Regions from separate parts of the Homo sapiens genome. Here region 2 is linked to region 1. The links are chromatin loops, found by intact Hi-C in ENCODE. Cell type or tissue: GM12878. All regions are shown on one strand. Each heading gives the region's core, and the rest is flanking DNA. Links, peaks and the distances in the headings are about the cores only. Region 1 overlaps FHIT (fragile histidine triad diadenosine triphosphatase). Region 2 overlaps FHIT (fragile histidine triad diadenosine triphosphatase).

Region 1 (15,781 bases), core at 2,701-10,700:
CCAAAATAAACAAAGGAATGACTGATAGAGGCCAGGCTTGGTGGACATGACTTTAGGTCTTACTCAAGGTGGCTAGCTCCAGGGCTTCTCAAAGTCTTAATACACATATGAATTACCTAGGGGTCAGGTCAAGTGCAGATTTTGATCAATTACATCTGGAGTGGAGCTGAGAATTTGCATTCCTAACAAGCTCTTGGGTGATGCTGATGCTGGTATTCCCCAGACCACACATTGAATATTAAGGTGCTGGCTGGTATTATACCCTCCAAGTAGGCCAACTAACTTATTTTCCTAATAATAGTCAGTGTCAGACTCCTCTTAAAACCTAGGAGTGGGGAAAAGCTGGCCACCCTGACAAACACCCTTCCTGGATTGCTGGCTTCATTTACCAGTCTCAAGTGAGACTTTTCTTCTTGGAGACGCCACCTGGCCAATTTATCTCAAACAACAGTCCTGCTGCCACTCCATCACTCACTCTCAATGGCATTATCCCAATGTATGTTTTTCCAGCTCTCCTAACTATCTGAAAATGTTACTAACTCATTTAGTCTTTTCCCCCTGGATCAGAGAATAGAGACTGTCTGTTTTGTTCACTGCTGTCTTTCCGTAACCATAAAAGGGCAGTGTTTAATGTATGTAGTTGTTAAATAAAGTAATATAGATTAATTATAAGACAGATAAATAATGAGCTCCATGATAAGACATTTTCTTTTTCTCATTAACCGTTGTATCCCTAGCATCTAACACAGGGTCTGGCACATAGTAGATGTTGAATAAATGAATGAGAACTCAAACATAGGGAAAGCATGTTTTCGGGTAATAACTAGTGGATCAAGTTAACTGGAAAGCATAACTTTACCTAGGAAGAGTCAGAATTATCTTTCTCTCTCTCTCTCTCTGTTTCTCTCTTTCTCTTTTTCTTTCTCTCTTTCTCTCTCTTTTCTTTTTTTTTCTTTTCTTTCATTTTCCAGATTCCCAGAGTCTGGGCAATAAAAAAGAGAGAATGTTTTGATATTAAGAATGGTGCCTGACTAGTTACTAAAAGGCCTTTTAAAAAAGAGGCTGCCAAAGCCTGTACCATTTGGTAGGAAGCTGTTGTCTACTGACACATCTAAGCATAGTCACAGACATTCCTGAGAATGAGCCGTCAGTCCTTCTATCTCTGGCTCCCATTTCTATTTGAATGGTGTCAGAACTACAAAGCTCAGTCACTGAGTTGCCTTTTCAAGTCATCCTGGATAATGGCCTGAACTTTTTCTTCATTTCTGTGAGAAGAATTGGGCTATTCACCTGTCCCCTGCCCAGATGACTATTGCAGATTGGTTCATTTTGACATCCTTGATTGAGGTGTTTTTTTTTTCTCCCCATCATCTGAGGCTGGGAAAAAAATGGCTCAAACATTCTTTGACTAGCTCTTATTCTATCAATAGCGACTTGTAAGGACTCCACTTCTATAACTTGGTTGTAACTGGCTTAATGAGAGAAGAAATGACCTGAAATTTGTTGAGTGTGTCTTGGGGTCCAGGTGCTTTGGAAGAATAGCTGTCTAAGAGCTTGACCTTGAGTATTGACTTTGTTCTTTGTTTCCAAAATGGGTTTGGCCCACATTTCAGTCCTACCTTAGCGTCTATCTGATTGGTAATTTGATGTGTAATTTCTACACATATGTCAGTACTTTAGGACATTCTGCTGTTTTGGTTTGGTTTGGTGTACAACAGTAGGCTCTTCTAAGATACATTAAAAAAATCTTAAATACTAGAGATAGAGACATGGAAAAGTGCAATGAATGAATCCATTTGTTCATTCAGCTGATGTTTGTTGGGTATCAATTATTTGCCTGGCACTTTGCTCACTGCTGTGTATATGGGGATGGTAAATGAAAATATTATCTTATTCTTTTCACAGGAAGGGACTTTTCTCTTTAGTCCCTGGCTCTGTGTCCCTTCCTACTCACTTCCTCCCCACCTCTCCTTGACACACACACACACACTCTCTCTCTCTCTGTGTGTGTGTGTGTGTGTGTGTGTGTGTGTGTGTGTGTGTGTCTCCTTACATCAGTAGAAATGGCAACTGCCTTGCCTGGTGACAACATGCCAGTGGAGGAAAACTCACCTAAAAGTAAAGGACCGGCTCTATTCTGTCCTCTTTCTGTGGTACCTGCTTGTGGTTGTGAACAGTCTGCCCATCAGTCTCCATATGGCAAGCAGGCCAGATAAGGCCTGCCTGGTTCTTCCCATTTCCATTTTCAACCTCAAACAGAAAGAGGAGATCAGGATAGTATGTCACTGCAGACCTGGGGTGAGGGAACAGGAAGATCCATTTTGGTTTTGGCCTGAACCAAGCCGTTTAAAATTTACTTACAGAATTTCCAGGCACTACTGGGAACTGCCTAGTAGCCATTCATGAAGCTGTTCTTGCCTACCACCTGGCTGCTTAGGTCTGCTTGGGAGGGGGCTGATAGGCAATCCCAATCTCTGACCGTATTCCCAGCCCTTAAGGAGATCATTATCTAATATGTAAGACAGAGAGGCAAATGCATAATTACTGTGCCTATGAGAAGCCCTGTACTAGGAGTGTGTCCCAGGCACTGTAAATAATACAAGACAGGCACTTCTATATGGTATACTAATTAGTTAACACCACATTCTTCTGCAGCAGATTGTATCACTGATAGCCATGATAAGGGAAGAAAATTGCCCCCAAATGGAACCTACAATTGTCTGTGTACTGTCTTGTTTGTGTACTTAGAAACTGTGCACAGTTTCCCCATCAGAGCATACCATGTTACAGTTTAATTTTGGTATTAGCTATGATCTGAAGCTGTTGGGAGCTGTCATTCTTAAACATCTGTACTTGACTTGTTTAAACTTAGGGCTCTGGCCTTTCCCCAACAGCCTGGCATGCCAGGAAAAGTAAAGAAAAGACCTCATGCCATTAAATAGACAGGTGGTTTCCATGGCCACCAACACAGGAAGACTCCAACATCTTAGCAATAAGCTGAAGCAGTTAAAGGGGAGTTTGAGAAACAATCAGATTTGTTTAACAGTGTGTGGGATGGCTTCATAAGAAATGGTGTAAGTGCCCGTAAGAGGGACATGCTTTTTCTCATCTTCTAGAGCTGGGAGGTTAAACAGGAGCCCAGAGATACATATGCTTTCCATCTTCTCAGTGGGTTAGTGGGAAAAGTGAAATGGATATTAGCAAGCGCTTGGTTAGTGAGAGACCTCTTGTGGGGCAGTTTTTGAGGATCAGAACATTATACTGTGCATTGTCCTCTAAAGTGAGAGAGAGCACACCAGCAATTTGAGTGGAAACATCAATAAAGAAATAATAAAAACCTTATTAAATGAGAAAGTGCTGGAAAAGTGCATCAAGGCAAGAGGGGACATCTCAGCAGCAGTAACTTGAGAAAATATCTTTAGGGAATTTAGCTGTAACTGAGAGTGCGTGCCACAGCAAATGCATGCTTCACTTGTTCTCTGTGACACTGACACATCTTTTGTGATCTTTTCTAAATGCACCCTCAAAATGGGTTAATGTTTTCTTGTTTTGTGCTGAATTTTATAGAAATGCATGCCTCTAGGGAAATTTTAATTGTCTCCTTATTTATTTTGTCTTATATTAATTCCCCATACAGTTGAAAATTAATACTGCTGTGGATTTACACAATTTGCTAATTAGTAAGAAGCTTGCCATTTACTAACACAAATCTATGAATAAACCCGCTAATTTAAAAATTATATCACAATCAGAATGTTCCCATGGAAGTTGGAAGCTCAGAGAAAAATGCGGTCTTTAGATATTTATTAACAAGGTGATCAGTCAGAGGATTACCGTAGAATATGTTATTTCAATGCTAGAAGTTTGTTATTCATGCTCCTAATTGAAAGAGTCAAGATTCTGGAAGATACACGTATTATCACATCCTTAGCTTGAAATGGATCGAACCATCTCAGGGCTGCCATGAAAAGTTTCCCTGGGTCATTAGTCTAAAGCCGAAAAGTGAAATGAGCAATAGGTTTTCCATGTTATGCAGCAACTCTGATTGATTGGTAATGGTATCTAAAAGATTCTGTTAATGCCCTGCAGGAGAACATGTCATAGTTAATTAGCGACATCTGCCTACAGTGCAGGAGGAAGATGCCACAACATGAGTGCTAGGCCTGGGCCCTTCCTGGTATAGAAGACCCCAGGCAGTGAGCTTACCAAGCAACTTTTACTTTTTTGACTGGAGGTCGGAGCTCCTGGGAATGTGCATTTAGTGGGGAAAAATGTTCTTTCTGGACTGTGCAAGAGGAGAAGTAAATAATGCCATCCTAGAACTCCAAAGACCATGCTGAGTCATTAGACTCAGGGGTCAAGTGGACAGGCCAATGGCATACTCAAACTCTCCTGAGCTCCCTATATGACTCTGCCTCATCTGCTTGGCTTGGTTCACCCATGACATCAGAGAAATATTTAAGTTGGGAGCAACCCTACTTCAGGCATGTGCTGTTACTAAGGGTAATTGATGCTTGAAACCCTGGCCTGAGCCATGGAATGGTTTCATGTGGCCCTGTGTGTATGCCAGTCAGGGACATGGGTCAGGGAGATGACTAGAGATTGGTTGACATTATGCTTCCCTGTTAGAGAACAAAGGTAGGGCAGGGTCTAGCACACACCTCTGTCTTCTGAGCCCCGCTTCCATGAGCTGTTTCTAACAGGCTTTGCGATACACAAAGGCAAAGACGACACAGGTAGCAGTCAAGTGATGCCAACACAACTCTGTCCCGGCAGGACTCTTGGCGTAGGGGTCTTCTAAACAAGATCACTTGAAACGGATCAAAATTTTCCAAGAGAAGCGTTTTTTAAAAAATTCTATTTGTTGCCTCTTTTGGAAAGCAATGGTCCTTCCTCATTTTTGCAATGAAACCAGGGTGCAAATGTATGGGTTACTAATAGCTGGCATTTGAAATAGTATTTTAAAAGCAAAAGCCTTTAAGATTACAGAGCTCAGAGATTCTGCACTGGGAGAACACACATCATTGTTTTACTTGGACTCAAAATGCATTTTTCAACAATACCTATGCATTTCATTAGTGATTGCTTATCAGTCTTTTAATTATTATGTTGTGCTTCTCAGCCCACGTGGCAATGAGAGTTGCCATAAATTACCCTTAGTAACTGGCATATGCTTGAAGTAGCATTGCTCCCAACTTTGTTTCTCTGATGTCATGGGTGAACCAAGCAAGCAGATGAGGCAGAGCCATGTAGAGAGCTAAGGAGAGCCTGGGTACACCCTTGGCCTGTCTGCTTGACCCCGAGAGACCTGGCATGGCCACCTTATGGACTCTGAGTAATCTCTTTATACCTATGGAAAACCAAACAGACAGACTCTGTGGGTAGCAGTGATTGTGCACTTGAAAATTAATTCCTTTCTTGACATCATGTCTATTTTTTTTTTTGTTCTTCCTGTCACCTCCTCCGCTCACCCACCAGGATGTAGACATTTGGAATGATCATTTACATGAAAAAAGTACAGCACATAATGCAATGTGGGCAGAAGATCTTTCTTAGCACTGTTGGAGGTGGGGAGGAGACCAGTGTCACATACCTGGGTACAAATCTCGGCTCCATCACTTGCTTCCGTGTGTACTTGGGCAAGGGACTTAAACTCTTAGTGTTTTCTTTTGTAAAATTAGGGTGATAAAAATACCTCAGAGGCTTTGGAGAGGAGTAAGTGAGATATTTACATAAAGCATTTATAGCATAATGTCTGGTATATAGCAAGGGCTACAGGAATATTAGCTCTTATTAGTATGGTTAACAAATGCCAATTTTAAATGTTACTGCACAAGTTTTCTAACGGAATGGTCTCTCCTTCATGGGTATCATCAGGAGATGTCCTTGGTGGCATCATATGTAAACGTTGACCTCCAAGTCCTGTTTTCAGAAATGACTTCTCTTAGCTGTATAAAAATGTGAAAAAAAGAGAGCATCCTTTGCCCTGAGCACAGTATTTCCTAGACAGTGTTCAACACGGTGGTCACCTTGGATAGAAGGCAGCAGCTACAGGGGACAAAGGCAGCGTTACACACCTAGGTGATGCCACTGCTCCTCTTCTCTACCACCAGCCTCTATTACCTTCAGGGTGTTGCTATTCCAAAACCCACCCCAGGCCCTCATTTTGCCTAACCGTTTTCTGAGCGGTGTTGGGTGACCACTTGTACTGAGAAGAGCTTTGGGGTTTTCACTAATGGGTGACCTTGATCAAGTTGCTTGACTTCTGTGGGTTTTGTTTTCCTCCAGGTCTACTGTACAGGCTATTGGGGTTTAAATGAGCAAATGCAGGTCAAGTGCCTAATGTAGGCTGGGCATTTAGAAGTATTCAACCAATGCTCATTTGTCCTCATTGGTGCAAGGCTCTTGTTGCTGTGAAAGGATATGAAGCCAAGGAAGAGATGGATTTTGGATCAGTTGCATCTTCCCTCGTTAACTATATAAAGACATGTTTGTCATAGTTTCAGAGGGACCAGCTCCTTCTTAATCCTTTACCTTTCTGTCTCCTCTGCATCTGGGTCTGTCTTTGGTGCTCAGAAAACTTTATAGATGTCACTTAACATTTGTCTAGCCTCTTTTGTGTTGAGGCAGTATGCTGACTACTGCGGGAGTGTCAAGGAAGGTCTGTATATAGACGGATCACCCAGATGGCTGTGAGAGACTCACTGTTCATTCCAGGTCAGGAGGAGATCAAAAGTAGCTATAAGAAAATGACCAATTAGTGTTCCCTTTGAGAACTCTTAGCTCCAGGAAGTCCTTATACAAGTGAAAAGGAGGACAAGGCAGAAATAAACATTAAGTGTTATTATAAGGAAGGCAATAGCCAGTATGTAAATGAGCATGACCACACAGGAAAGCTGTTTTGAGTCAGTGTGAATCATAAGACCAAAGTGAATGGATAATAGCCACCCTGCAAACTCCAGCTCTCCTGCAGAAAGCTTGCCTGCAGACAGAAATGTCCCACCTGGCCTGAACAATGGAACCACGTGATGGAATTCAGGTGCCGGTCTCAGTCTGCTAGCTTGTTAGTGTTGGATGATGCTCCCCAGTAGGCAGCCAGAGCCTCATTACTGTTGGTAACAGTAAGCTAATAATTAAGAGTTCTGAAATTCCAAATGGTGACAAATAGAGTGAAGAGGTAATGAGATGGGTAGGATTAGAGATCCCCTGATGAGTGCCTCTCATGGCGAGAGGATGAAGAAATGAAAAAACGATGAAGAGAAAACTGCCATTGTCATTCTAAGAGCTGCTGAGAAATACCAATTTGTCTAGGGTGCAGGGAAATGGGAAAGCATTTGTCAAGCAATGAAAAAGCAAAATTACCTTGAATGGAGCCCTGGATAATGCTGTTCTGTAAAACCCATGATGGTGGAAGAAGAGTCAAGACTTGATTCATTTAAATTCGTCTTTTATTTAATGTTGTATAATAGGCATCTCTGCTGAAGTTGGGAAGCTCTATTTCAAGACTCCATGAGCAAGAACCTCTCAGCTACAGTAAAGTCTGGCCATACTGGCTTTAGTGGGGACATAACACAGAGGCTATAGTTTGACTTTTTATGATTTCCTTTAACCGACATCTTCTGAGGGCCTGGAAGAACACAGGGAATCAGTAGTTTGGGACGGCTTTGGATTCAAGGCCTTGAATTTATATCTGGTTATCTTCAAATGTGTTTTCCATATGCTAATAAACAGGATTGAAGGAAGATGTGCATTATATACTTCTAAACTTGTTCTCTTACAAGGTTGTACCACCTGTAGTACACTGTTACGTAAAAAATGTATCAGTCATGTAGTTATCTTGTGAATAACACCGTTAGATATTAGAAGAATATGGTAGACCACTTAAAATAGGAGTAAGTCTATAGAGTACAAATGATACATAGCTATAATTGACACTGTAATTAGCCTTATACTCCGTTTTAGCAAAAACCTATGAGCAGCATTGCTTTGCCATGAATATTGCCAACAATTCAGGAGTCAAAAAATGGTGGAATAATTTCTCTCATATGCAGAATAGTAATTATTATGTTGTATTCACTTATGTTGGGAACTTTAATTTGTTCAATGTAAATGTTCAAAATATAATTTATGTGGTTTTTCCTTTGGTATTTCTTTTGGTATTTATTTTTAAAATAATATGTGAGAAGTGTTAAAGTAAAAGACCCAATGTTTCTTAACCTCTGACTGGCCTTGCTCTGATAAAGGGATGCTACAGGAACCCCTTTGGAAGCTCCTGCTTCTGAAAGATCACAGTTGATTCAGATTTACCATACAAGCTTTTGACATTATTTCTGAGTTGATGTCCCAATATGTCCACAATGTCTTCATACAGTCCATGGAGATGAATATCTGTGATATCTGTGGATTTTTTGATGGTATAGAGACTATAATATAGTAGAAATTTTGATTACTCCAGAAAGATACATAACAGTAAGGTGATTTTCAACTTCTGATTCTCCTCTTTAAGGATTGTTTTTGTATTTAAACATGTAAGTTCGTCTCTGCTATTACAGTCCACATGAAAAACATGATTTGGGTTTCGTTTTGTTTGTTCTTTTTTTTTTTTTAACCGTTAAGATGAATCTCAGAATGAAAAAAACGAATCTCGGCCTCCATCAGACTGAGAAGTCATGCCATACTTTGTCCTTCAGTGTAGAAATCTGTTTCCTTTTTATTCAGGTTTCTGTCTTTCCCTGATACGTTTTTTTTCTTTTTTTGAGATGAAGTCTTGCTTTGTTACCCAGGCTGGAGTGCAGTGGCGCAGCACAATCTTGGCTCACTGCAACCTCTGCCCACTGGGTTCAAGCGATTCTCCTGCCTCAGCCTCCCAAGTAGCTGGGATTACAGGTGCCCACCACCATGCCCAGCTAATTTTCTGTATTTTTAGTAGAGACAGGGTTTTGCAGTGTTGGCCAGGCTGGTCTCAAACTCCTGACCTCAAGTGATCTGCCCTCCTAGGCCTCCTAAAGTGCTGGGATTACAGGTGTGAGCCACTGTGCTTGGCTTTTCCCTGATATTTTGTACAAACACAAAGCTCTAGGCCTTGATGCTGGTGTTTTAGATATTCATCACCTGTGTTTGGTTTGGAAGAATCATTTTATAAAGTGACAAAAGTAGTTCTAAATGTTATACATTTTTGTAAATATGATACCATGTTTAATACTCAAGGTCAGGTTGAAGCATAAAACATAGAAGTATCCATTTACACCCTATATCTTTCTTGACTAGATGAGAAGAACTTCAGGAGCCTCTCTCTCTCTCTCTCTCTCTCTCCCTCTCTCTCTCTCTATATATATATATATATATTTTTTTAAATATATATAATTTTTATATATAAAATAAATATAAAATATATATATATATATATTTTAAAGCAGTGACCTCTTTTTGCATAAAAGGTCTCCGTCGGATCAATCAGTGGAAGAAGGGGGTTGCTGATTCACATTACGTAAAAACACAAGTCCTCACTTGAGTCATAGGTAGGTTTCTTAGAAACTACAACTTTAACCAAAACAATGTATAATGAAACCAATTTGACCATAGGCTAACTGATTAAAAAAAAAATTCCTGTGGCATATTTCTCCTCACAAAAACATCACCAAACTTCTAAATAAAAACCAAAATATTGTTAATATTAAATACAGAAATAAAGATGATGTCTACATATTATAAGAAAGATTAATAAAAGCAAGATAATTATTTACCCATTCATTGCAGTTCAGGGTCTCAGGTGGCCAGAGCCTGTCTTGGCAGCTCAGGGCCCAAGGGAGGAGCCCACCCTGGACAGGGCGCCATTCCCTCTCAGGACTCACTCTACATACCTTCTCACTCAGACCGGGACCATGTAGACATGCCTCTTAATCTCACATGCACCTTTGGAATGAGGGAGGAAACCAGAGTGCCTGGAGAAAACCCATCCAGACATGCAGATAACCATGAAGATTTCACACAGACACTGGCCCCACTCAGAAATAAATGAGACTGTTAAAAGTATAAGACTGTATCTTCCTTAATTATCTTTCCTTCTCTCACTGGATGAGTCAGCTACAAAGCAGATGTCATTGAGAGTGCTGGGGGCACCAAGTAACATGTCTAAAGAGCTCTGGAGCAGAAGAGGGAGTAGGTATGAATACTTATCAGGAAGAGGGAGTAGGTATAAATACTTACCAAGTTGGCAATGAACAGGCTGGAGTAAGGGCTTCTTGGCCTTCACTATACGTTAGGAATAGAATCACCATAGGAACTTTCAAAATAAAAACCAAAAAAAAGCCTGATATCTAGGTCTCAGCCAGACCAATTAATTTAAAATATCTGGGAGTGGGGTGTTGGTGAGGAATGTGGAGGACTTGGAACCCTCTTTCATTGGTGGTGGTAATGTAAAATGGTACAGCCACTAAGGAAAACAGCTTGGCAGTTCCTTAAAATGTTAAATACAGAGTTCCCACATGATCCAGCAGTTTCACTCTTAGGTGTACGTTCAATAATTGAAAACATAAGTCCACACAAAACTTGCACCTGAATATTCACAGCACTATTCACAAACGTCCAAAAATGTAGTAACAAATGTCCATCAACTGATGAATGGAGAAAAACATGTGGTGTATACATACAATGGGGTATTATTCAGCCTTTAAAAGGAATAAAGGATGAATACATGGTAAAATGTGGATGAATCTTGAACACATGCTAAGTGAAATAAGCTACACATAAAAGGCTATATATCGTATGACTCCATTTCTATAGAATGTCCAGAAAAGGCAAATCCACAGAGACAGAAAGTAGAATAGTAGTTGCCAGGGGCTGTGGGCTAGAGGAAAATGTGAAATGACTGCTAAAGGAAATGGTTTCTCTTTTGGGGGTAAAAATGTTCTGAATTAGGTAGTTATGATAATTGTACAATTTTGCACACATACTGAAAACCATCAAACTGTACACTAGAAGGGTGAATTTTATGGTATATGAATTGTATGTCACTTTTCAAAAGTCTTAACAGAAAAATAATCTGGGAATGGGGCATATGCTTTTTTTTAAGCTCCTGAGGTTTATTTTTATAGACAGGATCTCACTATGTCACCCAGGCTAGAGTGCAGGGGCATGATCACAGCTCACTGCAGCATCAACTTCCCAGGCTCAGGCATTTCGTGCCATGGTCTCTGGAGTAGCTGGGACTATAGGTGCATGCCACCACACCCAGCTAATTTCTTCCTCTCCTCTCCTCTCTCCTCCCCTCCTCCCCCCTCCTCCCCCCTCCCGTCTCCCCTCCCCTCCCCCCCTCCCGTCTCACCTCTTCCCCCTCCCCCTCCCGTCTCCCCTCCCCTCTCCCCTACCCTCTCTCTGTTTCTCTCTTTCTTTCTTTCTTTCTTTCTCACTATATTTCCCAGGCTGGTCTTGAAGTCCTGTTCTTAAGGGATCCTTCTGCTTTGGTCTCCCAAATGAGAGGTATTAGCCACCACACCAGGCGTCCTGAGATGATTTTTAATGTACAATAGTAAAATCTTTTTTTGAAAGTCAAATTTAGACCCTGAACACTCTGGAGCTTGAATCTTTGTTATCACGAGTTTCTCATTAAGTGAAACGCCACACAAGACCTTGTATGATCTGATCCCTGCTCATCTTTCAAACCCATCTCCTCACCTCTGCCTTGCTGCCTGCTGTTAGGCTCCACCCCACACTCTTCTTTCCATTCCTCTAAGATCTTGAGATCATTCTTGCCTTGGCAATTGCTGTTTCCTCCATCTGGAACATTTTATCCCCATATAGTCACATACAGTGGACTTCTTATCATTCAACTCGCAGATCAAACGTGAGATTCCCCTTTCCTTTGACACTTAGGCAGCCACTTCTGCCTCCTCCAAGTCCCTTCCTGTTCTTGGATTTTGATCATTTCCTTCAAGTCACAATCAGAATATTTTTCCTTGTTGACTGGCTTGTAGTCTCTACTGCTTGCAATATGCACCCTGTGCCTAGAATACTACATGAGAGCAGAGGGCTGGTCTGTCATATTTACCACTAGAATAGTATTTGGAATATGGCAAGTATATAATACATATTTATTAAATGAATAGGTGATTAGAGTTTGATGAGGAAAGGTTATTAAGTATATGTAATCCCTGAACATCTTTTTAGGAGACAGGGAAGAAACTGGTGAGAATGAGGTTAAATATGTAAAACAAGTAGGTTTACAAAAAAAAAAAAAATGACAGAACAGAGAAGAGGTAACTGATGAAGTGAGATCTTGAAAAGGCAGTTGGCATTTTGAAATACCTAGGTGTTTTCTGTTTATAAATAGCTGAGGTTTTGGATTTTCTTTGACTTGTTAACAATTGAAAATTTTTTTAGTGACATAAGTTGATGACTTAATATACTTCACTAAAAAATTCTCTTTGTATAAAAATGTTACAGGTATTCTTGTTTGCTTAAATTCTGGGACACTTCAAGTTGTCTTCTCTTTCTCTTTGTTCACTTTGTTATCTTCTTCTAGGATCCTCTTCTACTGTCTCCTGTGGAATTTTGACATACGCCTGTAGATTAGAATGTTTTACAAATCATATAAACTTCAATATATGTCTCCAACCATTCATTTATGTGCCTTGTTTTCCAAGTCATCAATAAAGTATGTTTCAGAGCGGGGCCAGATCAGATTGTGTTGTTCCTCAGTTAGATGACAGGGCATTGTTCCTCTCAAGGTTCATCTTGGGATCCATTAGCCAGCAGCTTTTAATAAGCTCATTTACATTCTTGGTTAACAATTGAGCCCCTAGTGTTTAAGTTAATTGAAATAGAAACCTACTCTCCAGTTGGTAGAAGTGTCTGGAGTTAAGGCTTTTTCTGACATCCCCCAAAGACATTCGTGCCTTCTAGGATTGGTCTAGATTTTTGCCATTCACTGAGTAATGCCAGGGTATAAAAATAGCAGATTATTTTTTACAGTGAACCTTAATATTCCTGGCCATAATGAAATAACAACTTTATTTTTCTAGTTAAAAGGAAACACAGTTTTATTCTTTTAACGAAGAGAACAGTGTTTCTTTTTCATTGTGTCTGACTTCCTGGTTGCCTAGGAGACATTAATTTTCATGGTAGATTGTTTTATCTAGGACATTTAGAAGAAGTTATTTCCCTTTATGTTGTATTCCTAAGTCATGACAAATTTTTATTAGCAATTTGGAGAATTAGAGAATGCCTGGCATTAACAAAGTTTTGGGGAAATGGGACTTTTTTCTATACAACCGTTGGATATCAACTATTGGCTACATTTCTTGAGAGCTATTTAGTAGTTCATACCCGTAGCCTTAATAGTTCAATATACTTTGAACACAGTGATTCTCAAATCTAGGAATTAATGCATGAGAAGTAATCAAAGAGATGCATAAATGTTGATATGTTGGTGTATGAAGGACCTTCCTCATAGGGTTGTCAGGATTAAGTAACATATCATATAAATTGCTTAGAAAGATGAAAGTACCGAGTAAGTACTTAGCTGTTATTTCTATTATTTAATCAGATGGTAGTTTTTGACACTGCTCTACCTCTAATATGGAGAGATAGTAGTCACCTAATGGCAGTATGGTGTCAAATACATGATTTTATTTGTATTTATGTAACCATTACATACCATTTTTGTGATAAGCATTATACGAAGCAACTTAACAATATTAGCTTATGTATGAGTTGACAATTAACAATTGTTTATTGAATAAAATTAGGCATTACTTTTGTCAAGGCAAAATACACCAATATTGTGACTAGCACTTATCAAATATTTAAGTGCTTTATGTGTGTCCTTGAGAAGAAGGTACTGTTGTCATACTCATTTCTCAAATTTAAAGAAGCTAAGGAACTTGCCTGAGTTCATAAAATGAATTGGAAAGAAGATACAATCGGAAGCCATGTTTGTCAAATCCCCGTGATGGGTTAGCTACATTGTTGCAGAGATTGTTGGAGTCAAGAGTATGATGAAGTATAGGAATTTGTTTTTTGAGAAAGTTCTCAAGTTGATCTTAATAGACCTAGTTTTAAAACTAGTGCTCTGAGATGTGCTTTTCAAACGTTAATGTACAAACAGCCTAGCTGGGGATCTTGTTAAAATACAGGTTTATGCATTACATCTAGGCTGGGGCCTGGGAATCTACATTTCTTACAACTCTCAAGTGATGCTGTTGTTGCTACTTAGAGGACCACATTTTGAGTAGCCAGGCAAGGGAAATATGCGCTCTTTTTCTTCCAAAAACATCATTTGCTACAGAAAAGAGAGAGAAATCATGAAATGGGATGGAAATGTTTTCAGGTAATCTGTTGATTAGAATTTCACATCTTCATGAGCTTGGTTTCTTAGGTGCATTTGCTGAAGGCCTGAGTTTCTTAAACTTCGGCCAGTGGGTTTTGAAGGCCCTCATGCTCTCAAAAAGTTTGTATTTATTGTTCTCTATTTGATGAAATAATATGAAAATGACAGATATAGGCTTATATTTTAAATCAGCTGCTTGTTGTCTGATAACAGAGTACTGCTATGTGGCTTTAGTGCAAAGGGATTGCCTAAAGTGACAGAGTTGTTATTAATTCAGTATTTCCCAAATCAGGGCCCTGAAGTCTTATATTCCCAAGTTTAAGAAATCCTTGAATAATATTCTCTATGAAGAGTGTCTCTCTCTCTCTCTCTCTCTCGCTCTCTCTCTCTCGTGCTCCTTTTTTTCTGCCTGCTTTATATCCACTGCCAGCTGATTAGATTGTGCCCACCAGATTAAGGGTGGATCTTCCTTCCCCAGCCCACTGACTCAAATGTGAATCTCTTTTGGCAATACCAAAAGAGATTTCGTTACTTTAGTTGGATGTTAACATAACATTTGAAAGCAAATCCGGAAAAAGAATCTGCCCTACCCTGAAGTGAGCTATTGTCAGTTCCTGTTCACAGCTTGGAGATTTCCCAGTTTGGGGCCTGCATTTGCTTTTGTGTCACTGAACCTTACTCTACTACAAGTTAGGTTGCCTATCTAGCCCTGTCAAAAAAATGACTGAACACATCCACTGAGTCACACACAAAAGGATAGTAGAGATCTTTTCATTGTTTCTTTTATGTTTATTAAATTTTAAAGATAAAGCTCTAAAAGTGTTATGCTACCAGCTGGCGAGAATTGTAGGAGATGCAGATGTAAAGGTAGTTTATAGGAGGTAGAGAGGGTACAAATATGTCATAAGAGAGAGGTAGCAAGAGGCTACCTTTTATGGCTGAAAAGTGGGAAATGGAGACTCATTTAAGAATGTTGAAATCATATATTTTTAGTCCCAAATAAAAGAAGTTTTCACCAAAAAAATAAAGAAGAAAGTAATCGGCTAGAAATGTGAGACCTTTTTTTTCATTTATGTATCTACTTCTGTTTGTTTATAAAGAGAGAGTAGGGTTCAATTACCATTTCTAGAGTAAACCAAGTTCCTTGTATTTCCTTCTTGGCTAATGCTCACTACAAGTCTAAGGGTCTAAACCTTGGACTGAGGTTCCTAATCCAGTATTTGCTTCTCTGGCTTACAGAAACCACCATCTCCATATTTGCTAAGAAGCAGTTCCCTGAAGATGATTTTCCCTGGAAAATTCCACAGAATATTGGTACATCTAGTCTTTATATTTGGTAGAAAGATTCAGCAATTTTACTTATCTGAAAATAAAATTGCTTTCTGCCATTTTTATGTGAAAGGAAAGTATTTAATATTTATCTCAGTCTTGGAGACAGTTTCAGATCCTGGAGAT
Region 2 (15,781 bases), core at 1-8,000, 97 kb before region 1:
TGAGACATCAAAGAAATGTCCTCACCTCCTCCATTTCCTAGTGCCTCCTAGGGATACTGGTTGAGAATCAGCACTTTGTCTCTTTCTAATTATTATAGCTCCAAGAGAACTTAAGGATAAACATAATTCATGAGCTACATTTCATATCCTCCCGTGGCATGGTTGCATGTATGTTATAAAAAGAAATAGGACTTCCTTGCCTTCTGAGTGGCTCTAAGTTTGAGTTTGAATTTGTCTAAAGTATTCATTTGGCTTTTATTTGTCCTGGATGTTTTTTTTTGTGTGGACATAAAAAAATTCCCTTTCAGAAAAATGCTGCTGAGCACATACCATATAGCACTCTGCAAACCACCTCTTTCAATCTCAATAGAAGAAAAATATTTGAAAGGGAAAAGTATTACTGGATTATTTTTGTCAATGTGCAAAATCTCTTGAAAGGACAATTTTCTCTTGTTGACTAGCAGAAACACAGCAGTGTTAATTAAGTTGCCTTGTTAAATCTGAAAGAATGTACATAGTTAACGTTGGAAACCCTTCTAATTGCCTTTGTGGAAAGACATCAAAGGGATCTACAAGCATCTTGTTTAGAGAAGTGCTGAGGCTTGAGCTTGGGCCAATGGGACCTTTGGGAAAAACTCCTGGGGAGGTGGAGGGTGGAGAAAGCCAGAATTATCATTTCACGTATTGAGCGCTTGACAAGTTTGTTTCCTTTTCCTCCATTCCCTTTGGAGAGAGGAGGAGGATGTGCGTTTGAATGGAGAGTCTGTAGAGGTGCCCCAATTCATTTGGGTGCGGGCGTCCTCATACTTGCTATCTTGGCCCATGGTAGCAGGTTAGCCTTCTAGCTGTGGGAAGAGGAAAAACAAATCTTGCCCCCAGTAATAGAGTTCTTTCAAAAGACCCCAGGCAAAGTATGCAGCTTATATAGAAAACAATAAACACAAAATGATGATTTGCATTAAAAAATGAAAACACTGTTGCTTTCCCATAAATCTAGTTCTGGGATAGGAATTTGGGGTGAAGAGAGAGCCCCAGAAGTGTAGAAGAATGACATTTGAGGTAACAACAGGAGTTCAGAGGTCCTGCTTTTGTACCCTTCTTGAGTTTCAGATGAGATAAAACCAGCAGCTCTGCTAAGATGCAGTGCAAAGGCTTACATGGCTTCTTGAGAAAAGCAATTTATTTTAGATTATAGCACAGCAGCTATCGTTTAAACTGCTAGGGATTGTAATTGAACTCAGAACCAACCTTTTCTGTGAACACAGGGTGCAGTAATAAGTTTACCCAGGCTGTTCTAAATAACATGGACACCAGGCTTTCAGGACAGAAAGGCGTAGTAGCCAAAACGTGGAGTCACTAGTGTCTTGCCAACCTTCCAACAACTAACCCCTTCCAAAATACATTCTGGGAAATGTACCTAGCTGTGCATCCAAATATACACTTGCTGTCTGCTTTCTGTGATATTAACATCAAATGGCTAGGAGACAGCAATCTTGGGGATGTGAGAGAATATGCAATTAGCACTTGGGGACTTTTGTTCAATTCCCATCTTATCTAGGGTCATGACAGAGCTTGGGGTGGGGAGTTCGAGGAGAATACAGAATAAATAAAACTGTTCCTCTTGATACTGGATAATCTTTGATTTGATAATGAAGGTGATGTGCTTACCCTCCAAACCCCCGAATGTCATCCTGTCATTAAGCCCTAATGAAAGCTTAATTGTTCTGTCGAGATAAAATGATGTGTCTCATTTCCGTACACTGCATTTGCTCTCTCCTCGTTATAAATAAATCCAGTTATACTTTATTCGCTATTCCTCCAGCGTGTCCAGTGGCTTAGAAGACAGCATTTCATACAGGCTCAATTATGCGTTGTTGTTTTTAGTAAAAGAGCTTGTAACAATGTACTTGCTTTTTATAATCATAATTTGGAATTGTTTTTTATGAAAGCAAAAATAAGCACGTAGTTAAAAATCAAATGGTTTTGAAACACCTGTAGTGCAAAGTAACAGTTCCCAGTCCCACCCTTCCCACCTCCAGCTGAGCTCCCTAAATGCAATCACTTTTCAACATTCCTGGTCTTACTTCCATATTGCTAGTTAACACTTATTTATTTTTTATGTTATCTACTGATTTTCTTCTAAAGACAAGAAGTATTTGCCTTACACTAACTTACACTAAACTTTTCACATGCTCCCACCATAACATGACATTATTCTCAACTTCTATTGGGCTTGCCACTTCTAAATTGTATTTATACCTCCCCTGATTGGTCCATCAATCTAGCCTGTGTCTCTTGCCTCCACACATCACAGGATGAGATATGGGCACTCAATACCCTTTTCTTCACTGCTTTTCTTTTCCTTCCACTTTCCATTCTCGGTCAGCTATATACCATTATTTTTGCATTGTCAAATTTAATTGACATTTGCTCTGTCACCAGAGTAGTCTTTTTTTGTGATTTTTCCAAAGTTGGAAATAATGAAAATATTTGCACAATTAAGATTTGCTAAATTATTTAGTGCAGCCCCACATGGTCTCTGTCACAATTCCTGTGATACTCAAAGACATTGTGTCTAGAATCAGGTGCAAATGGATTCTCTTCCTTTAAATCATTTTATCAAAATCATTCCACCTTTTAGTTTCTGTAATATATATTTCAAGTTTTTCTTATAAAGTTATTTTTGTTTGTTTTTGCTGGAATTTCTGATGTCCTATTGCCTTTTCTGAGTATATACCTCAATAATATCTTCAAGTTTTTTCAAGCTCATAATTACACTCTTTGTTCTATTGGTCCTGTCTCTTACAGACCTCCATTTTGCTCCCATTTGGACAGGTGGCTCTGTAGACATGCTGTGTAGAATCATCCTGAGATGTCCCCATTGCTCTCCAGGGTTGGAGTCACTGTTTGCTGGATTGAATGGGTTTTCTTTCTTTTCTAATTTGCCTTCTGATTTTGCTATTAACTTCCTAAGAAAGGGTGTGTATTAGGCCATTTTTGCATTGCTATAAATACCTGAGACTGGATAATTTATAAAGAAAAGAGGTTTAATTGGCTCATGGTTCTGCAGGCTTTACAGGAAGCACGGTGCTGGCTCGGCTTCTAGGGAGGCCTCAGGAAGCTTACAATTATGGCGGAAGGGGAAGTAGGCACATAATGTGACGAAGACAGGAGCAAGAGGGAGAGAGAGTGGGGAAGCGAGGTGCTACACAATTTTAAACCACCAGATCTCATGTGAACTCAGAGCAATAGCTCACTTGTCACCAAGGAAATAGCCCAAGCCATTTATGAGGGATCTGTCCCCATGATCCAAACACCTCCCACCAGGCCCCACCTCCAGCACCGGGGATTACATTTTGAAGAGATTTGGGCAGGAACAAATATCCAAGCCATATCAGGGTGAATGGGAGGTAAACTTTCTGCATGCTTGCAGGTTTAGAATTTTTTATTTTGCCCTCAAAAGACAATTGATAGTTTGGGTGTAGACTTCTCTGTTGAAAATCCTTTTTCCTGTCTTTTAGTATGCAATCCTGCTGCTGCTAAGTCTGATGCTACTCTGATTCTTATTTTGTAGGCCACCTTCTTTTTTTTTTTACTTTTCAGGAAATTGTTAGGAATTTCATTTTTCTACCACTTTACAGTTAATTATTCTTGGTATCAAGTAGATTCCTATACTTTGAACATTCATCTTTCTCTTTAACTCTGGGGAATTTTACCATGCAATCTCTTTGATAATTCCCTCCACTCCAGTTTCTTTTTTTCTTATTGTGAAAATTTGGTTAGTCATCCTTAGACCTCCTGAATTGTTCATCTATATATTTTATTTTTTTCTCACTTACTTCTGTACTTGGTCTATAGTCTAGGAGATTTTTTCCAACGTTGCCTACAAACTTTCTATTGAATTTTTTACTTACGCATTTATAAAATTCCAAAGAGCTCTTTCTTATCTGATTATTCCTTTTCAATAGAACCCTGTTTTTGTTTTGTAGTTACCAAATCTCCTCAAATCTTTCTTGACGATATTAACTAGATTTTATTTTTAAAGTTTGTGTCTTTCCCCTAAACTGTTTTCTCCAGTGTCATGTTTTCTGTTGTTTTACTTGCTCATTTTCTTTTCTGTGGTAGACTTTCTTGTCATATTAAATTTCTGGTGATCTGTGGTGTGTGTGAAAGAATGAGGCAATAAGAAGGCTATTGTTGCGGTCTATTTTTAAGTGGGTGGGTCTTGTGAATAGCAAGCTTGAAGAGTTTCAGTTTAGGGTGTGTGCATGGGAACTGGGGAATCGCAATGTGCTAGAGTAAGGTTTTGTTTTGTTTTGTTTTGTTTTGTTTTGTTTTGTTTTGTTTTGTTTGAGATGAACTTTCACTCTGTTGCCCAGGCTGGAGTGCAATGCTGTGATCTTGGCTCACTGCAACCTCTGCCTCCCAGGTTCAAGCAATTCTCCTGCCTCAGCCTCCTGAGTAGCTAGGATTACAGGCACCTGCCACCATGCTGAGGTACTTTTTGAATTTTTTTTTTTTTTTTTTTTTTTTTGAGATGGAGTCTCTCTCTTTTGCCCAGGCTGGAGTGCAGTGGCACAATCTCAGCTCACTGCAAGCTCCGCTCCCGGGTTCACGCCATTCTCCTGCTTCAGCCTCCCAAGTAGCTGAGACTACAGGTGCCTGCCACCACACCTGACTAATTGTATTTTTAGTAGAGATGGGGTTTCACCATATTAGCCAGGATGGTCTCGATATCCTGACCTCATGATCCGCCCTCCTGGGCCTCCCAAAGTGCTGGGATTACAGGCGTGACCGCGCCTGGCCCTACTTTTTGTATTTTAGTAGAGATGGGATTTCACCGTGTTGACCAGGCTGGTCTCGAACTCCCAACCTCAAGTGATCCCCCCTGCCTTGGCCTCCCAAAGTGCTGGGATTACAGACGTGAACTACCACGCCTGGCCTAGAGTGAGGTTTTAACACTAATGATAACTGTGATGGTTCTCCCCACTTTTTTATTGCCTTGAAGCTGGTGCTTGGCCTCAGGCTAGTCCACATGGAGAGCCAGGAGGAAGGGTGGTCAATGTTACATATTCAGCCTGGCCTGTAATTAACCCCCCTTTTCAGCCCCACCAATCTCTTCCATCCTGTGTTGTACCTGCTATTTCTGAGGCTCGATTCTTTCTGGAATAACCAGGCAGGTCGGCCCTCCTTTGCCGCAATCCCTTTTTAGGCTGTGGTTTCCTTTGCTGTGTGGTTCAGAAGCCAACAGACTTTTATTCAAATCATTTATCTTCTAATGGCTTCTTCCCATTCTCTTTGTGGTTATGAGTTTGCACTTTTGCATTTCTTTAGTATCATTTAGAAAGTATTTTGGGTGGGAAAGGCAGTAAATAGGTTTGCTCAGTGGACCAGTGTGAACCAGAACACTCTATTTTTAAAGACAGAGTTTGTGATTTTTATATGCCACATGTCAAAGAAATACCATGTAGCTCTTCATTTTATGTCAACCGTTTGTTAATCTAATGCTTGGAATGAGCAGATGCAGAAAGTTGCAGGAAGGTTTCATTAATTAGATAGAGCTTATACAAAATATACTTGGAAAAAAAGTGTGTTCCGTTCATTTTTCTACAGCCTCCAACTGATCAGCCCAGAAGTTTGTGTTTCTTAAGCTTTAGTGAATTAAATAAGTTTATTAATTTATTTTAAAAATTCATTATTTATTTATTGAAAAAAAAAAAGATTGGATCTATCAAAATGCTTTCCTTTTTTCTCAGTAAATAAATGGGCCAAGACCTCAAGAGTAGATCTGCCAAAGGATGGCCACAATGGCCAATGGGTATACCAAATTTTTCAATAATAAAGATTCAAGTTAAAATAAATTTTAATTTTAATTTTGCCACCTGTAAAATTAACAAAGGTTTGAAAATATGTTTTACTGAAAAAGGATTATAAAATGGGTACTTCTATGTACTTTTGGTAGGAACAACAAAATTTGTTATAAACTTCCTGGTAATTTAAAATGCTCATAGTATTTAATCTGGCAATTCCCCATTTTAGGAATTTAAGACAAGAAAATAATCAGAAATTAAGATCAAGATGGATTTCTTACAATGCTCATCATAGAATAATGTATAATAGAAAAACCCTAAATGACATAAATAAAGAAAAAATAAAATTTGGCACTCTATACCATGGAATATTATTCATACATTAAATAATGTTTATAAATAGTTTTTAATGAATTCATAAAATGCTTAGGTATAATTTAGGTAAAAAACAAAACAAAACTTGGAAATGGTATATATATGAAGTGCTCAACCATTCAAAAAGGAAAAAAACCTAGAAGGAACTATACTAACATTTTAACTGTGGTTTTTTTGTTGGCTGAATTGTGTGACATGTTTTCTTTTTTTGCTTCTTAAAATTTTGTTGCATTTTTCAGATGTTTTCTAGTAACTATGTTTGGTTTTGATAGAAGAAAAAGAAAAACACTTTAAATTATGTGCCTCTGAAAGTAAAAATCTTAAAAACGTCACCAAATGACCCGCGTAGTTTTCTTCCCCTGAACTTTTTCCCTTTTCTATCACAGAAGCAAAAGTCGACTGCATAAAGTAGTATATGTAGTGTTTTCCATTATTGAAAGTATTTCTCATGCATTTGGAAAAGCTAACTAGTACATTATGTTAGATTTCCTGCCTTTTTCTCTCTGTATGTCACATCAGATGTCGAAAGTCTGATTTATTTCAACATTAGCTAAAGGAATATTCAGATTGTCCAGAAGGGGGAAGCTATAGCTGTGTCTTGAATGGAATTAGAGCTGAAGTGATAAACAGTGGACTGACTACCAGACCCTCGGCTTTAGTCCTGGCTAGCTCACTTGATGACTAGTCTGGGCTTTCTCTTGTGAAAAATGAGGATGCTGAATGGGGTGATCTCTAAGGTCCTCTTAGGTCTCTTACTCCAACATTGCAAATTCCTTACTATGGAATAGACCACAAGAAACTAAGACAAAGAAATGACTGAGTGAGAGGCATGTGTTCTGTAGTATGTTTTGTTGACAATTCTGTGCTTTAAGCAGAGAACATGGGTTTTTTGAATTAATACTTTTACATCCACTTGAACAATGAGACAACAGAGGTACCACAAGCCCAAAATAGAAGACAGACTGTATTTTAGGCCTAGAAAGGATTATTTGCTCTCAGAAGCACAGTATAGACTGAGTTTTCTGGCCCCCAGAACATAAAGATAAGTTCTACAATTAATTTTGGTGCATTTGTTTCCCCTCTTTGAGAAGATGTACCCAGTTGGCGGAATTTTGTGTGAAAACAGAAGCCATTATGGGACAGGTGCTGGTGCTTTGTGCAGTGAGAGCCTTGTTGTTAGGCCCTGGTTGACGTCTGCTTTGCCCAGTAACTGCTGCTACCCTGCTATCCTTCCTACTGTATTCAAGATCCAAAATGGAAATTGCTGGGTTTTTTTTTCCAGATTATAAAAGTAATACCTGACTATTTTATAACAATTAAAATTTAAAAATCCAACACAACAGAAAAATATTAAAAAATATCAGTTATCCTACAACAGCAATAAGCTTGATTAATATGCAGGATTTTCTCCCACACGTTCTTATTCACACACATACACACACTCACACAATTGACACATCCAGTAATACTATTTTGTTGTTTTATTTTACCACGTATCATGTCCATAGAATTTTATATCGTCATTTATAATTTCAGTATAGTATTACATTGTATGAGTGAAATATAATACACTTGGCTTGGATCACCCCCTTTGAATGACTTCTAGTTTGTGTGCAACTTTGGTTCTTAGAAGCAATGCTGCAATGAAGAATTTTTTGTTTTGTTTTGTTTTTTTGAGATGGACTCTCGCTCTGTCACCCAGGCTGGAGTGCAGTGGTGCCATCTCGGCTAGCTGCAAGCTCTGCCTCCCAGGTTAACGCCTCAGCCTCCTGCCTCAGACTCCTGAGTAGCTGGGACTACAGGTGCCCGCCACCACGCCCGGCTAATTTCTTTTTGTATTTTTAGTAGAGACGGGGTTTCACCGTGTTAGCCAGAATGGTCTCGATCTCCTGACCTGGTGATCCACCCGTCTCGGCCTCCCAAAGTGCTGGGATTACAGGCGTGAGCCACCGCGCCCGGCCGCAATGAAGAATTTTGTATGTATATCTTTGCACTGTTCTTCAACCATTTCTCAAGGAGAATTTTATGAAAATGGAATTTCTATGTCAATAATATATAACATATATGTGTGTATATGTAGGTATATATACTTACATAAACACAGGCATACACAATGTTAACTGCCCTCCATAAAAGTTGGACTATTAATTCCTCCACCACTGCCACAGCTTTATTCCTCCACGTGCCCCTTATCACTGAGTGAACCTCAGATGTTTCCAATTGAAGAGAGGGTCAACAAACTGCACCTGAGAAGGGAGTCTCTGGCTTAAGGCAGGCGCAAACGCCTTTAGGAAGGGCCAGATTTGGGAGCTGTCAGTGGGAGTTCTGACTCGCTCCTTTTTTAGCTTTTCATCTCACATTAGCTCTCTTAGCTCTGGAGAGTTTTGCAGAACAAGAAAAGCAACAGGAGTGTTTTGCCTTTGCTCCTGCGATGCTTCATCAAGTAACAGGTGTCCAGATTTTCACTGTCTACTATATGTAAGTGCCCCCCTTCCTGTTTACCTGGCATGTGGTGTTTTTAGCAATATTCAATGTTTTCTGTTTGTTTCCTTTGCTTTAGGCTTCTACCCTCCCCCAAATCCTTCACCCCCAACTCCTAGACTGCCCACCTGCTACACTAGACCAGGGAGATAAAGTACCACGCACAATTGTTCTTAAGCCCAGACCATTGATTTTCCTGAGTTTAAGCTGGCATCATGAGTTGTTAACCCTGTTAGAAAAATACAAGTTGGATTTATGATTCCCTTACACAGGTAATTGGGCTCTAATTTTAAAATCCAAGCCAATTGATTTATACCATATTGCATTATAAATAACAAAAGCGCAGTTCAGTCCAGGTGACGTATGAATTTGAGCTTCCAATTACCTGATAAATTTTCAGTTCATTGATAAGTGATACCTAGGTGGACGTCAACCTGTTGTGGTTCCCTCTACCCACTCCCTGACTCCCCACCCCATTGTCGTCCCATCTATCCTCTGTCCTCTCATTTTTCCCTTTTTTCCTAAGCTTGAAGGCTTAGGAGTGACCTGCTTCAGAAGTCCAAACCCTGCATATTGAGACATTATCAGGACTTTTGTGTCTTATTCTTCCCCACAAACTCTTGTTAACATTTTATTTCAACTCACAGTGTATTTCTGCTGGGTCACTATTATTGCATTGATTATAATATTTGCTGTTAAGCCACCAGGTATATAAATTGCTTTCTTGGTGTATGACAATTCATCCCCAAGATTACTAGCTTTTCCCATCCTTTTTCCTCCTTTGCAATAATTTTCTGCATTGTATGTATTCTACATATTTCTGTAAAACATATCAAGTTATTTTTGGAACAAAGGTTGGCTATAAACAAATAACACATACTGCTAGAATCGGTTTCTGGGAGTCTTGAAGAGTTATCCAGCAATCAGAGGCAGTTAATTGGAATCTCTATTTCAAGGTGTTTTTCTTCTTTTGGCAAGCCCTTGTTATTTTGAGCAGGGGACTATTTTAAGTAATCCTTTGAACATTTGTCAGATCAAGGGGCAGAGGAGAGGACAACCAGGGATAAACCTGGGCAAGTGGAAAGAACCCTGGACTTGAGGGCCTCGAGTACCAGAGTCTCTTCTTCTTTCTAGGAGGCCTTGGGCAGGTCCCTTCACCTCTCTAAATCTCACTTCTCACATTTGCAACATGATTTCCTTATCTCTGAGGCCCTTCAGAATTGCAGGAGCTAAATCTAAAGGCTGTAACTTTGGAGAAAAGTCTAATCTCTCACCCCATTATGACTTTCTGTGTTACTTTTAACTCCCACCCTTCTGAAAAACAAATTACCTGCTGCAGAGTATTTGAAAGTGCTCAGGTATTGGATGGCTACCCTGTAAGAAATATTTTCTGCCTCACGCTAAAGCAAGTAAAGAGAGTAGACTCTCTCCCATGCCTTTCCACAACGATATGTTTTCCTAGTGTTCATTGCTAAAGGTATATTTCTTAGGAGGGCCATGTAGGGATATGGAAGAAATATGTGAAGTAGTAGAGGAAGCTGTTAGGAAAAATCTGTATTGTATTAAACGAAGAGCTCTCTTGCTGTATGTAGGACCACTTCTTGAGCATGGCCAATTCTGAGCTATTTTAAAAATAAACTAGAGCACTGTGATTGCTGAATGATAGCATTGCAGTTTCGCTCTATATGCTCTGGGTTATGTAATCCACATTTTCTCTTCTTTTCTGGTAAATTGTTTGAAGTAATGCAGGTGGGAGAAGTGTTCTGATTTGAATTAAGGCCAGGTGAAGACAGTGAAATAATCAGTTACTTTACAGTTTTGCTTTTTTCCCCCACTTTTACCCTTAACCAGTCACTGTGAGTAACGCCATGTCAACTCTGCTCTCTAGTAACATTGGTGGTTCTTTTTCTTTCAAAAAATTTTTTCTCACTTTTTTCTAACTCCTCTAAAAGAAATTGTTTCCCCCACAAAAGAAAATCAGAATTATTTTTATAAAGTTCTCAGCAGCTCTTTAAAATATTCTTTTTGGCTGATGAATCCAGTCACTTTTGATCTGTGAGCATAATGGATAAAAAACTTGTATGAAATTGAATCTGAAAATGTCATTTTATTGTGAATAGATCCAAAATGTTTTATTTTTGACAGTCCCAGATAAAGGATGATATAATTAGGCATCTGACTTAACTATGAGAGAATTTTTTTCTTAGGCAAATTACACGGTTGTTTTTCAAATGGACATGGGCAGAATTAACCAGATTTAATACCATTTTGCTCACTTGATATTAAAAAATGTGTGCGTAAATGTATATATATATAAGTAATTTTTTACATTCTTGACCATGTATTACTTCCCATTTCAGGTTATAACCAGTAGGAATTTGCTAGTTCACTCCGGTAATTATCTGTTCTCCTAGCTGCAAACACTGCTAAGTAGCCTTTAAATGCAGCTGAGATGATTGTTAAAAGAACATTTAAAATCCTTCCATTAAAAACAAGTAACCAAATTTGGTAAAGTTCTTTCTGACCATCTGGGCTCTTGCAAAAGTTGAGAAATCTAGGGCACTATCAGGAATGTCACCAATAGCTAGTTATTCGAGAGTAATTTCATGTGTGAGGAATGCGTTGGAAGACTATTTTAAGTCCACATATTTCAAGTAGGTTTTATTTATTTGAATCTGGGAACATAGGGATTGAAAAATTCTCAAGGTAAGCTTTTGGTTGTGAAGTCATTTATAACCAAATCAGCAGTGATCAGTGAAAGCTGGAGATTATAATTGAATTGGGGAGTGTTGAGGCTCTTATAGCGTTAACTATTTGAAGTTGTTATAGAAACCGTATAGTAAAATATGACGTACACACATATATATGTGTACGACGTAGGTAGTAGGATGTTAGAATGGTTGTATTGTCTATTGTCTCAGTTTCACAGAGCCACCCATAATACAGCGACCAAAAGACAGCTGCCTCATATAGAAAGTCATGATCCTGGTCCATGGCTTTTGTATATATGAGTCCAGAGGAGACAAGAGAAGATGTCTCTTTAGAGACAACTGTGGCCATGTATTGAGTCATCATTACCCTCTTGGGAGAAAAAGTAGAGTGTACTATCTTGTAACCCAAAACCCCAATAGGAGGCATTAAGAGGACTAATCAGAAAGCTCTGAATTATTTCTTGCAGTTGGAAAACCAGAGGCTTGTGCCTGCATCAAGCCTGGGAAGTTTAGAGGGCCCATGCATTTGAGACTCACCCTGAAACTCTGGAAGGCCAGGAGAAGAGGGGCTGGCCAACTGCTTGGGTGGTAGGGTAGGAATGCTCCTGCTTGCGAAGTGGCCAATATTTCCCAGTTTTTGTCAAGGCATGAGATGTGTGTGTTTCCTGGGGATCAGTTCTGGACTGTGCAAAGGAGAGGGCCAACGTGGGGTTGTTTTTGATATACTTCAATACAGTAACTGAAGGAGTCATGGAAAAGTAGCATATGAAGTCCAAGGCAGATGCCTAGATGACCTGGGGCTTGGGATGGGGGATCCCTGGCCACCCACCTGGGATCTAGTGAGCTGTTTGAGAAAAGAACCCAACAGGAAACCTCTGCAGAATCCATAAAAGCTTATCAAAAGAGAAAGTGTCAGCCCTAACTATCTGCCAGGCCCAGAGACAGCCAAGCTAGATTATAACAGAACTAGCACAAGGAGGAGCCCTTCTGTCTCTTAGTTTCTTCAACCTTGAGAAAGGCAGAATGCTGGCTAATAAGGTGGAGGGGCCACAGGGTGATCTGGAGGCTTTCAGTCTGAAGCAGGGCCAAGCTGAGAAGGGGAAAGATTCCATACAAAAGCAACATGGTTGTGGAGTTTGTTTTCTCACCTGGGACTGTATGTGTAACCTGAAGTTGTTTTAGAACTGCCCATTACCTGTGAACAGCAAACTCGTGGGCCTGCTGTAGTTTTTATCCAAGGGCAAAGGAAGATTATTACCACCTAATCAAATTTAGAGGGGCAAGGAGAGTAAAATGTTGTGTTTTATGCAATGGATCATGCTTGTTCAGCATACTCGTTACATGAAGTTATGTATTTGTATGCTTATTTCTAAACAGACATGCTCTCTACAAAACTCCTAGGTACATACCTATGTATTCAACACATATTAATAAATGTATCTATTTAGATTAATAGAACCATTTTTTTCAGTAAAATAATTTGCTTTAGGAACCAACATTAATCAATTTCAAATTTTCAATATTTCACGGTATCAGTTTTTCAACATGCTTGTATTACTGTTTTCTCCCATTTTAATATTAGAGATAATGAGAAAACAAAAATATTGTGGGGCAAACACCTATGAAGAAAAACAGGATATATAGAATAGATTCAGTAGCAGGAAAGCATGTTAAATTTTCTCTTTTTCAGTCTTGTAGTACCTGTCTATTCTAGAACATCTTTCCTCCAGTGCAGCATTTCCTAAAATATGGCCTTCAGGATAGTAAGAGGAAGTATTTGAAATGACGGTTTCCTAGTTAGATATGTGAGGGAAACACATTTCCCTTTGCCAAGCTCTACCAGCCATGGGATTTCTCAAACTCTCTGTTAGTGTATGTTGTAAATTTCACAGTGGCATTGCCCAAACATATTTGGTAACAGCACACTGTTTTGATGGGGGCTGTGTTTTGAAAACATGCCTTTAAGATCCCTGGTGGACTGTTCAAGTCTCATAGTTACCCTCACAAATACAGAACATAGATTCCAGATCCCAAAAATATCAGATGATTCTAATGATGATAAGTTATTTCTGGAGGCAAGGAAATATATTCTGCCAATTCGTTCCTTTCTGGTTTGGAGGAAACTACTTAATGCAGATACTACTACCCTTGATCATAGAAGGAGTATAAATAATTGAGTATACTGCAACCCTAAGGTGATCATTCTTGACTTTGTGGCTGGAGAAAGTTTTGACATATCTAAAACCTATTTAGAAGACCATCTGCGTACAGCATCTACATGAGCCTAAGAATGCAAGTAACTTGGTTTTATTAAACACTTTTGCATCTGTGAATCTAGATGTAGGATTTAGCTTGGTACAGTTAAGATCACTCTGCCTCGTAGTATAGTCTGAAGTCGGGTAATATGCCTTAAGATTTGTTCTTTTTGCTTAGTCTTGCTTTGTCTATGCAGGTTCTTTTTTGGTTCCATATGAATTTTAGGATTGTTTTTTCTAGTTCTGTGAAGAATGATGATGGTATTTTGATGGGAATTGCATGGAATCTGTAGGTTGCTCTTGGAAATATGGTCATTTTCACAATATTGATTCTACCCATCTATGAGCATAGGATGTGTTTCCAGTAATTTAATGCTGTGGGGGGTGGGGGAAAGAAAACAAAATCATGTTGTACATTGAAAGGGAAAAACGTAGATGGTCTCTAGAGTGGAAAACTGTTGTCACTTTATCTTGCAGTGAAGACTCATTCATTCGACAATAGTTGGGTGCCTACTATGAGCCAGATTATATGTGAGGCCCTGGAAATGCAATGGTACTCAAAGATACACATAGTCCTTGCCACGTGGAACTACCAGTTCAGCTGGGGAGATAGACAATATCAAACAGCCATACCAAAAACTGTGAAAGTGCTTTCATGAAGGAAAAGTTCCAGATGCTATGACAGTATGTCTTAGGGGCTTTGACCTCATTAGTGAACATGGGAAAGTTTCCTCTGGAAAGTGACAATTGAGCTAAGATAGGAATAGGAGTTAACAAGTGAAGGAAGGGAGGAAAGCACATTAAGGGCAGAGAAAGCAGCAGGTACAAAACCCAGGGCCAGAGGAAGCAGGGTTGGCATCACCAACCAAGAGAGGACCACATACCCCTGGAGCGGGGGAGGTGGGGGGAAGAGGATACTCCTCTCCCATCTGATCTTGAGATTGTTTCCACCTGTGATGACTTTGCTCTGAACTCTTCTCTTTCGCAGAGTGATGGTTAAAGCCCAATGGAAAATGCAACCACATTTCTCCCCTTTTTTGTGCATTTACTTTGGAAATTTCTAATATAGAAGAAAAGATTTTTGTTTTACAAACTTGAGAATGAGCATGAGTAGCTCCTTACCGTTTCCCCCATGGGGAGGGTGTGTGTGTGTGGGTAAAGAATCTGTTATCATTCATTGTCTTTGGGCCTCTTGTGAAATGCTTAGAAATACTCAGTTCCATTTAAATTAAGGATCTGCAACCCTGGGTCTGACTGAATTAGCTTTTGCCAAATGGCCATCATTTCTAACTAACTGTGGCTTTGAAGATCTTATGTATTCCAGTGTGGTGTAAATTACCCTTTGGGGGCATGTGCTGGTAATTCTCCATCCCCCGCCTTCCTAGCCTATTAGGCGACCTTGTCTGCCCTGCTTGTTGACCCAGGAGGTTGACTGTGTCACCTGGGCTTCCATGTCTCTGTCTTCCAGTTTGGGCTTGGTCAATGGGAGGTACTGGAAAGAGACCAGGCAATGGGCAGAGAGAGAGAGATGGGGGATGTTTACTCCCATGGAAGTCTTTCTCATCATGTTTTTCAGGGTCTGTGTCCCTTCAAGGCTGTAGCAGTGATGATAGTCGTCCCACTCCCCACCCCCTACCCCTAACCCACCCACCTTTACCTCACCAGGCTCTGATAACATGTTCTCTTTCTTTGCTTTTTTAGGCCCAGGATACTAAAGGCATTCTGCTGTAGCTAGTACCAGGGGCTTCAAATCCTTACCTTGTAACCCAACCTCCACCTCTGAAAATAGTTTATTTCTCTTCAAAGTTGCAGAGGAGTATGACATCTGTGTCCTGTCAGGATTCTGACTGATGCCATCAGAATCTGGTTTTTGGCTGCCCATTTTATTCTCTCCCTTCCAAAACCTGAATAGGCTTCAGATGGAGATAACTAGGGACCAGAAGAAGGATGGTGAAATTCCCAGGATTATACAAGCTCACTTTCCTCTCTTTGGGCCCAAAGTAGATCAGTCTCTGGAGAAACGAAGGACACTGTTTGTCATCATATATCTGCCTGGCTGTCATTCAGGACCTAATTGGACTCTCGTAAATTTCATTCTTTTCATGCTTGTCATGTTTCTGGGCCCCTGAGAAAATTCTTGCCATGCAAA

Evidence for each region. A loop is a pair of places that touch in the nucleus more often than their neighbours do. Peaks named below come from ENCODE experiments on the same cell type or tissue, not always from the same donor. Only the 100,000 strongest peaks of a DNase experiment are listed, where the experiment ranks them.
Region 2: it touches region 1 in a loop (2.2-fold over the local background); 1 of 110 quality-filtered maps calls a loop at or near these places.

What each region holds. Positions count from the first base shown.
Region 1 is chr3:60,547,067-60,562,847 of GRCh38, reverse strand. All of the region lies in intron 4 of FHIT (fragile histidine triad diadenosine triphosphatase), which reads left to right. Among named protein-coding and RNA genes, the nearest start is that of MIR548BB, 63 kb to the left of the region's middle. In GM12878, for the core only: no CTCF peak of the experiment used is centred there; a DNase peak (open chromatin) is centred at 6,887.
Region 2 is chr3:60,641,481-60,657,261 of GRCh38, reverse strand. All of the region lies in intron 4 of FHIT (fragile histidine triad diadenosine triphosphatase), which reads left to right. Among named protein-coding and RNA genes, the nearest start is that of MIR548BB, 32 kb to the right of the region's middle. In GM12878, for the core only: no CTCF peak of the experiment used is centred there; DNase peaks (open chromatin) are centred at 4,201 and 5,201.